Linked DNA regions of Homo sapiens: region 2 is linked to region 1. A link is an interaction called in ENCODE POLR2A ChIA-PET data of the cell type or tissue named here. Cell type or tissue: PC-9. All regions are shown on one strand.

What was found. Peaks named below come from ENCODE experiments on the same cell type or tissue, not always from the same donor. Only the 100,000 strongest peaks of a DNase experiment are listed, where the experiment ranks them.
Region 2: POLR2A ChIA-PET joins it to region 1 with 5 read pairs; 6 of 35 experiments call an interaction of 5 or more read pairs at or near these places.

Annotation. Positions count from the first base shown.
Region 1 is chr15:79,908,767-79,913,766 of GRCh38, reverse strand. All of the region lies in intron 1 of ST20-MTHFS (ST20-MTHFS readthrough), which reads left to right. The region is part of intron 1 of ST20 (suppressor of tumorigenicity 20); the gene reads left to right. Among named protein-coding and RNA genes, the nearest start is that of ST20-AS1, 12 kb to the left of the region's middle. In PC-9, no CTCF peak of the experiment used is centred here; no DNase peak of the experiment used is centred here.
Region 2 is chr15:80,008,589-80,013,588 of GRCh38, reverse strand. No RefSeq gene overlaps it. Among named protein-coding and RNA genes, the nearest start is that of BCL2A1, 40 kb to the right of the region's middle. RefSeq lists an enhancer at 3,265-3,324. In PC-9, no CTCF peak of the experiment used is centred here; DNase peaks (open chromatin) are centred at 2,408, 3,168, 3,688 and 4,058; H3K27ac peaks cover 3,695 bases.

The DNA.
Region 1 (5,000 bases):
TGTTCACGGTGAATCTTCTAGCTAGGATTCCATGTATTCACTTTTCCTTTCTTAACTTCCAAACATTCTTTTTAATCTAATTTTGAATTTTGCAAGGAATCAGTTTGGTCTGGACTTTCTAGACACTGCTTATTTTTCTCATGAGAAATTCTCATATTTCCTTTTATCCAGACTTTTGATCCTACCAATGTTCACCATAATATTAGTGATAAAATTTCTGTTCCTTTCCATCATTGGGAGTGATATGCCTAAACCCATGTCAAGCTACATCTTGGCTCACTGGATACGTTTATGAAGATGCTTTAAACTCATACTGACTTCTCAAGAATAACCTTTGTTGATAAATGTCCCAATTCAGAGACAGGTAGCTCTGTGGTTTTTAGTCTTTTTTGTCACTTGTGGCTCTTCACTGCTGAGAGTTTATTTATTACATGACTTCTTTGTTCATGTATGCTTTTTGTAGAGGGCCATTGGTAAAATTTGCCTGTAATTTAATCTGATAAGCCTAAGTTAATAAAGCAATTTGTGTACTTATCACCATTTATCTGAGTAGTTTGGCAGTCATTCACTGATTAACATACTAACATCTTGGGAAGTTTTATGTTTTCTAGACTCTTCTGTACCAAGGAGATGTTACTTTAAAGTAATGTGGTTTCTTTGTGTGTGTGTGTTAGACTAATCAGCTGGTTTTTTTTTTTAAGACAGGGTCTTGCTATGTTGCCCAGGCTGGTCTCAAACACCTAGGCTCAAGCAGTCTGCTCACCTTAGCCTCCCAAAGTGTTAGGATTATAGGCATGATCCACCATGTCTGGCCCTCTATTCCCTTGTTTGCAGTGGTTTTCCAGTCATTCTAAAATGGCTTTAATATTTTTTCTTTAATGGAACAAATTCTTGGAGTACCTGTGTGCAGCACAGTGTTGGGAATACTGAGAGACATGATAATGCAAGTTCTTTTTCTTTTTTTTTCGAGACAGAGTCTTGCTGTGTCACCCAGGCTAGAGTGCAGTGGCGCGATCTCGGCTCACTGTAAGCTCTGCCTCCCGGGTTCACACCATTCTCCTGCCTCAGCCTCCCGAGTAGCTGGGGCTACAGGCGCCCGCCACCACACCCGGCTAATTTTTTGTATTTTTAGTAGAGATGGGGTTTCACCATGTTGGCCAGGATGGGCTCGATCTCTTGACCTCGTGATCCACCCGTCTCGGCCGCCCAAAGTGCTGGGATTACAGGCGTGAGCCACCACGCCTGGCCCCAGGTTCTTACTTTCTTAAAAAATAGAATTTAGCCAAGCAAGGCCCCATAGTTGGTAAGTCTATTACAGTCACTATTATGTGCCCATGTTTTATATGCCAAGTGTTGTGTAAGCAGCGGTCTTCAACCTTTTTGGCATCAGGGATTGGTTTTGTGGAAGACAATTTTTCCACGGACTGGGGGTGGCAGATGGGGGTTGATTTCGGGATGATTCAAATGCATTATATTTATTGTGCACTTTATTTCTGTTATTATTACAGTGTAATATATAATGAAATCATTATACAACTCAGCACAATGTAGAATCAGCGAGGGCCCTGAACTTGTTTTCCTGCAACTAGATGGTCCCTTCTGGGGTTGATGGGAGATTGTAACAGATCATCAGGCATTAGATTCCAATAAGGAGTGCCCAACCTAGATCCCTTGTGTGCACAGTTCACAATAGGGCTCATGTTGCTATGAGAATCTAATGCCACCGCTGACCTGAAGAGGTGGAACTCAGGCAGTAATGCAAGCAATAGGGACTCGCTGTAAATACAGATGAAGCTTTGCTTACTTGCCTAGCTACTCACCCTGCTATGTGGCCTGGTTCCTAACAGGCCGCTGACTGGTACTGGTCCATGGCCTGGGGGTTGGGGACACTTGGTGTAAGGCATTTTATTTATTTTTTTCGAGACACAGTCTTGCTCTGTCGCCCAGGCTGGAGTGCAGTGGTGTGATCTCAGCTCACTGCAGCCTCCACCTCCCAAGTTCAAGCGATTCTCCTGCCTCAGCCTCCTGAGTAGCTGGGATTACAGGCACACGCCGCCACGCCTGGCTAATTTTTAGTATTTTAGTAGAGATGGGGTTTCACTGTGTTGCCCAGGCTGGTGTCGAACTCCTGAGCTCAGTCAACCCACCAACCTCAGCCTCCCAAAGTGCTAGGATTACAGGCGTGAGCCATCGCACCCGGCCACACTTTTTTTTTTGTTTAATTGAGGTAGAGACTCGCTCTGTTACCCAGGCTGGAGTGCAGTGGTGGAATCCACAGCTCACTGCAGCTTTGACCTCCCAGGCTTGAGTGATTGTGTTACCTCAGCCTCTTGAGTAGCTAGGACCACAGGTGTGTTACACCACGCCTGGCTAATTTATTTTTTATGTTTTGTAGAGACAAGGTCTCACTATGTTGCCCAGGCTGGTCTTGAACTCCTGGGCTCAAGTGATTCACCTGCTTCAACCTCCCAAAGTGTTGGGATTACAGGCGTGAGCCATTATGCCCAGCTCCTTTACACATGTTAAATCATTTAAAGTGTACAATTTTGTCATACTTACTATTCTTTTTTTATTGTAAAATGTACATAACAAAATTTACCATGATAATCATTTTTAAGTGTACAGTTCAGTGGCATTAAGTACATTCACATTGTTGTGCAGTCATCACCACCATCCATCTCTAGAACTTTCATCTTCCTCGATTGAAACTGTATACCCATTAAAGAACAATTGCCTGTTCCCATGACCCCCAGCCCTTGACAACTACCATTCTACTTTCTGTGTCTATGATTTTGACCACTCTAGGTACCTCATATAAATAGAATCATACAATATTTGTTTTTTTTTGTGTCTGGCTTATTTAGCATTATGTCTTCACAGTACATCCATGTGGTAGAATGTGTCATGTTATCCCCATTTTAGAGTAAAAGAAGCTAAGCCCAAAGTCACATAGCTAATAAAGTGAAGTTGAGATTCACACCAAACCTAAAAGTCATGTCTAATGAAGAACGTTTGACCTTGTTTTATTTAGCCTATTTAGCTTGGGAAGAGAACTTTTTGAATATTTGAAGGACTATAATAAGGATTATTACTTATATAACTCCTCATCATTACACTAATAGGTGTAAATTAGAGGCAGGAAAATTTTGATTTAGTAGAAGGAAGGATTTTCTAATAGAGCTGTTTTTGGATGATATGGACTGCTGGAAAAAATTGTTGGAAATAATCTTCAGAAGACTGCCAAATGTTCCTGTGGCAGGGGATGTTACAAAGAAATAAAAAAGTTGAGTTATCTGAATTCTAAGTGTTCTTTTAATTCTGTTGTGGTCTGTGTGGGAGCATAAGATAGCTTCAAGAGAAAGTGCTAAGCTTAAGTGTGGGAGAGATCTTTAGCAATGGAAGCATCATGGATTTTTTATTTTTAAGTCTGTGGCACATTTCTCTGAATATCCTCAGTAATGGCCAGTTGTTTTCTTCTTGAGGGTAGGTTTGAATTTTGAAAACCATTAGAAGTCCTTATCATGCCTGGTGAATAAAAATGGATTAGCAAGATACTTAGAAGTCCTCAGCAGTCCAATGCCAATTTGCCTTTTTCCTAGATTTACTTGCTTTTCCCAGAACCTTTATGAACATTTATGTCCTTTGGCATTTGATGTTCATCCCTTTTTTCTCTTCCTCTTACCAAAATTTTCCTTATTCTTCAAGCACGATGCAGATTTTCTTTCCTTTGTGAAGTTCTGAACTTTTAACTTGGTTTACTTCCTCTTTAATGTTAACCTATTGAGTGAAGTTCTGAACTTTTAACTTGGTTTACTTCCTCTTTAATGTTAACCTATTGAGTGAAGTTCTGAACTTTTAACTTGGTTTACTTCCTCTTTAATGTTAACCTATTGAGAGGTGAAGCCAGCTGGACTTCCTGCCTCAAGTGGGGACTTGGAGAACTTTTCTGTCTAGCTAGAGGATTGTAAATGCACCAATCAATGCTCTGTGTCTAGCTAAAGGATTGTAAATGCACCAATCAGCACTCTGTAAAAACGCACCAATCAGCACTCTGTAAAATGGACCAATCAGCAGGATGTGGGCGGGGACAAGGGAATAAAAGCTGGCCACCCCAACCATCAGAGGCAATTGGTTCGGGTCTCCTCCCACAGCTGTGGAACCCTTGTTCTTTTGCTCTTCACAATAAATCTTGCTGCTGCTAACTTTTTGGGTCTGTGCCACCTTTAAGAGCTGTAACATTTACCGCAAAGGTCCAAAGCTTCATTGTTGGTCAGCGAGACCAAGAACCCGGTGGAAGGAACCAACTCCGGACACACTATCACTGTTTATATATCCTTTCTTAGAGTATATTTAACACAACCACCTTGTACTTTGGTCTGTGTAGTCTAGATTGTGAGCAATCTAAGCAGGAGGACAGTACCATATTCATGTTTATGTTTCTGAACAGAACCACAGTATAGTAAGACTTCAGTTATACTAATTTAAATGAAATCAATCTATCAGTGATGTTAGGTTAAAATGAGGTGAAACTGTAAACTGAGACCAAATTTCTTACATGACCGTTATGCCAGTTACAGATGAGGAATTTCACACAGATTCTGAATAATGGCAGTATTGAATCTCCTTTCCCATGATGAATTAAAAAAGAAAATACTGTCTAGATCTAGTGTCTGATTTTAAAAGTCAGTTTTAGAATTAACCAAAGTACTGGCATGGCTCTGTTTTGTAGGATTACAGAAGCACTTTGTTTTAAAGTGCTTTGTACTTTTTGTGATTTCCAAGTTTTCTCTCATGAATATGAATTGCTTTTATAATTTAAAAAATCCTACTGATAAAATTTGTCAGTTTCATTACCGCGTGGTCATGTAGGGATCATAATATAACCTGATACATTAAAAGCCATTGATGTTTTCCTTGTTACTTAGTGCTAGTAAGATTATACATCACAGATGGAGAAATTTTGGTTTCAATAAGTTTAGATAATGCATTTTTGATAGAAT
Region 2 (5,000 bases), 100 kb before region 1:
CTGGGAGGCGGAGGCGGTGAGCTGAAATTGTGCCATTGCACTCCAGCCTGGACAACAAGAGCGAAACTCTGTCTCAAAAGAAAAAAAAAAAGTTGCTGAGCTCTCTTCCAAAAGTGGCTGTACCATTTTGTATTCCCATTAGTAATGAGTGAGAGCTCCTGATGCTCCATATTCTCGCCAGCATTTGGTGTTGTCTGTGTTTTGGATTGGAGCCATTCTAATAGGTGTGTAGTGGTATCTCGTTGTTTTAATTGGTAATTCCCTTATGACAGATGTGAGCATCTTTTTATATATTTATTTGCCACCTGTATATCTTCTTTGGTGAGGTGAGGTCGAACTCCTGCCCTCAGGTGATCTGCCCATCTCGACCTCCAAAAGTGCTGGGATTACAGGCATGAGCCACCATGCCCAGCCAAGCTTGGCAATTTCTTACACAGCACAACATAGACTTATCATATGATTCGGCAATCATGCTCCTAATTTGCCCAAATGGTTAAAAACTTTGTCCACACAAAAACCTGCACATGAATGTTCGTAGCAGCTTTATTAATAATTGCCAAAACTTGGAAGCAATCAAGATGCCCTTTAATAGATGAATGGATAAATAAACTGTGATACATCTAGAAAAAATGACGTTATTTAGTAATAAAGATAAATGATTTATCAAGCCATAAAAAGATAAGAAGGGATGCTAAATATTACTAAGTGGAAGGAACCAATCTGAAAAGGCCACAGACTGTATCATTCCAACTATATGACATTCTAGAAAGGGAAAACTATGGAGCCAGTAAAGAGGTCAGTGTTTGCCAGGGGTTAGGGAGTAGGGAGGGATGAACAGGCAGAGCACAGAGGATTTTTATGGTAATGAAACTATTCTGTATAATATTATAATGATGGGTGCATGTTATTATACATTTGTCCAGACTCATAGAATGTTCAGCACCAAAAGTGAATTTAGACTTTGGGTGATAATAATGTGTCAATGTAGGTTCATCAAATGTAACAAATGTATCATCCTGGAGTGGGATGTTGTTAGTGGGAAAGGCTGTGAGGATATAAAAACAGGAAGTGAATGGTAAATTCCGTACCTTCTGTTCAATTTCGCTGAGAACCTAAACTACTAAAAAGTAAAGTCTATTTAAGAAAGAGTCAACTGACTCCCTCTCTGGCCTCTAGCTATCTTGTTCCCTGCCACCCCGGGGCATGCAGAACTAATTTTTTTGTTGCTAAACAAATGGGCTGGTTGTTTTTAAAAAGTTATTTTACTGAGGAAAAATTTACATATAATAAAATGCACCCATTTTAAATGTACCATTTAATGTGGGATTTTCTTTTTCAGCTCAATGAGTTTTGACAAGCGTAAACCCCCTGTGTAACCGCCAGCCAGCACAATCAAGATATAGAATATTTCCACCACCTCAAAAAGTTCCCTCATGCCCCTGTGCAGCCGATTCCCATACCCCAGCCCCAGAAAACCACTCATTTGCTTTCTCTGCCATTACAAGATTAGTTTTGCCTATTCAGGAAATTCATGTAAACAGGATTATGTGATAGGGAATTTTTTTGTGTCTGGCTTCTTTTACTTTAACATTATTTTAAAATATTTATTCATGTTGTTGCATGTATTAGTAAGTCATTCTTTTTTATTGTTGATTAGTATTCCACGTACGGATATACCATTTTGTTTATCCATTTTCCTGTTAATGGCATTTGAATGGGCTATTATATTTATAATAGCTTTGGGCTATTATAAATAAACTTGCTATGAAAATTTGACTAGACTTCCTTGGGTAGACATATTTTTCTCTTAAGTAGAATACTGACAGTGGAATTATGTGGTTGTATGATAAGTTTATGTTTAACTTTATAAGAAACTGCCAAACTATTTTCCAATGTGATTGTACCATTTTACACACCCACCAGCAGTGTATGAGAGTTCCAGTTCTTCTATGTCCTCGTCACACTTGGTATTATCAATCTTTTTTATTTTTGCCAGTCTAGAGGGTATTGAGAGGCAGTCTCTCAGTGCGTGTGTGTGTGTGTTTTGTTTTGTTTTTTTTAAGATGGAGTTTCGCTCTTGTTGCCCAGGCTGGAGTGCAATGGCGTGATCTCTGCTCACTGCAGCCTCTGCCTCCTGGGTTCAAGCAATTCTCTTGCCTCAGCCTTCCGAGTAGCTGGGATTACAGGTGCCCGCCACCACGCCTGGCTACCTGTTTTTGCATTTTTAGTAGAGACAGGGTTTCACCATGTTGGCCAGGGTGGTTTCGAACTCCTGGCCTCAAGTGATCCGCCCACCTTGGTCTTCCAAAGTGTCAGCATTACAGGCGTGAGCCACCGTGCCCAGCCTCTCAATGTGGTTTTAATTTACATTTCCATGTTGACTAATGATGTTGAGCTCTGTTCAGTTGCTTGTTAGTCATTTATATATCTGTTGCAAAATGCCTATTTATATCTTTTGCCCATTTTTAGAAGTTGAGTTTAAAAGTTGTCTTTTGTTACTGAGGACAAGAGTTCATTATATATTCTAAACACAAGTTCTTTGTCAGATATACAGATTTTGATTTTTTTCTCACAATCTGTGACTCATCTTGTCGTTTTCTTAACAGTATCCTTTGAATACTTTAAGTTTGATAAAACCAATTTATCTTTTTTTGTTTTATAGTTTATGAGATGGGTTGGCTTTTTTTGTAAAGTAATCAGGCTCTTCTGTCAGGAACTCGAGGGCTACTGTAAGGTAACATGAGAGAATAAGGACTTTTGGTCTACAGTGGTAAAGAAATGTGAGTAAGGAATTTGGAGGATCCTGGGGAGGCAGGAAAAATTAGGTGGAAGGTTCCAAAAGAGTGGAAACAACAATAATATCTAGTATTTATATTTATTGAGTGCTTACTATGTTTCAGGCCTTGTAGGATCTTCGCTTGTATTAACTTATGCAATCTCCACACCACTGTGGAATAGGTGCTATTATTATCCCCGTTTTGCATATAGGGAAACAGAGTGATTAAGTAACCTGCCCAAGATCATGCAACTTGTTAAGTGGCAGAGTCAGGATTCAAACCCATAAAAGTGGCTCCTTGCTTTTAACCATTACACTGGTCAAGTGGGGCTGCTGACTGTTAAGTGTCAGGCAAGTAGGCTGAAAAAAATCAGCAGGAGTATTGTTTGAGTGTCCATTGGCATCCTTCCCAGAGTACCACCCAGGTTTCTGTGCCAATGAGCTGTTCAGTCATCATCTGAGGGGGTGCCAACCTAAACCTCTGGTACTACCAAATGCAAAGCAACCTTGTGTGGCACACAAAAATACAGAACTCATACAAGAAACAGGGTGTGTCTGGCCGGGTGTGGTGGCTCACGCCAGTAGTCCCAGCGCTTTGGGGGGCCCAGGAGGGTGGATCACGAGGTCAGGAGTTCAGGACAAGCCTGGCCAAGATGGTGAAACCCTGTCTCTACTAAAAATACAAAAAATTAGCCAGGCGTGGTGGCAGGTGCCTGTAATCCCAGCTACTCAGGAGGCTGAGGCAGAGAATTGCTTGAACCCGGGAGACAGAGGTTTCAGTGAGCTGACATCGCGCCACTGCACTCCAGCCTGGGTGACAGAGCAAGACTCTGTCTCAAAAAAAAGAAAGAAAGAAAGAAAGAAAGAAACAGGGTGTGTCTGGCAGGGCATGGTGGCTCACGCCTGTAATCTCAGTACTTTGGGAAGCCGAGGCGAGTGAATCATTTGAGGTCAGGAGTTTTGAGACCAGCCTGGCTGACATGGTGAAACCCTGCCTCTACTAAAAATACAAAAATTAGCCAGGTGTGGTGGTGCATGCCTGTAATCCCAGCTCTTTGGGCGGTTGAGGCAGGAGAATTGCTTGAACCTGGGAGGTGGAGGTTGCAGTGAGCTGAAATCATGCCACTGTACTCCAGCCCGGGCAACACAGCGAGACTCCATCTCAAAAAAAAAAAAAAAAAAAGAGGCCAGGCACAGTGGCTCACACCTGTAATCCCAGCACTTTGGGAGGCTGAGGCAGGTGAATCACCAGGTCATCTCAGCACTTTCGGAGGCCAAGGCAGGTGAATCATTTGAGGTCAGGAGTGTGAGACCATCCTGGCCAACATGGTGAAACCTCATCTCTACTAAAAATACCAAAATTAGCTGGATGTGGTGGCGGGTGCCTGTAGTCCCAGCTACTTGGGAGGCTGAGGCAGGAGAATCGCTTGAACCAGGAGGTGGAGGTTGCAGTGAGCCGAGATCACGCCACTGCACCCCAGCCTGGCGACAGAGCCAGACTCTGTCTCAAAAAAAAAAAAAAAAGAAAGAAACAGAGTGTGGAGATCACAGGCCTCTGATTCTGCTTCTTGACTTGCCCCCTAGGAAGGTTCTCATGGGGTTTTATGTCTAACCTCCCACATTGTGAAGTCCATTTCCATGCCTGCTGGGACTCTCCTGCATCCTGGACATGGCACCTCTGTTTGCATCTCCTGTCTCTGGCTCTACCTCCAGCCTTTTAGTACCATTTTGGTCCTTTGGTCCTGTTTGTGCCCAGTTCTGAGGGGCCTTTATAGAAGTTCCCCATCCCACTACTCACTCCTTGTAGGTTGAGGGCTGCAAGGAGCAAGAGAATGTCGGAAGGTCCCATGCTTCCACTTCTGTAGGTTAGGTGGCTAGGTACTGTTAAAGATGTGAAAATATGATACCCAGTGAACATATTTCAAAAAGTCACTTGAAGAGACATATTTTTTTCATGTTATCTTTTAAGCTATGAGAAAAGTTTGTATATTTTGAGATTATTCTTTTTTCAGAATGTCAGGATAGTATTAGCTTCTTCTTCATTGTAGAAAAAATAGCTGTGTCGAAGCATCTGCAGATAAAGGGTTGACAATAACAGAGAGAGACTAGAAAATGGGAAGTGGGACATTTTTATTATTATTTTAGGACAGAGTCTCACTCTGTCACCCAGGCTGGAGTGCAGTGGCGTGATCTCAGCTCACTGCAACCTCCACCTCGCGGTTCA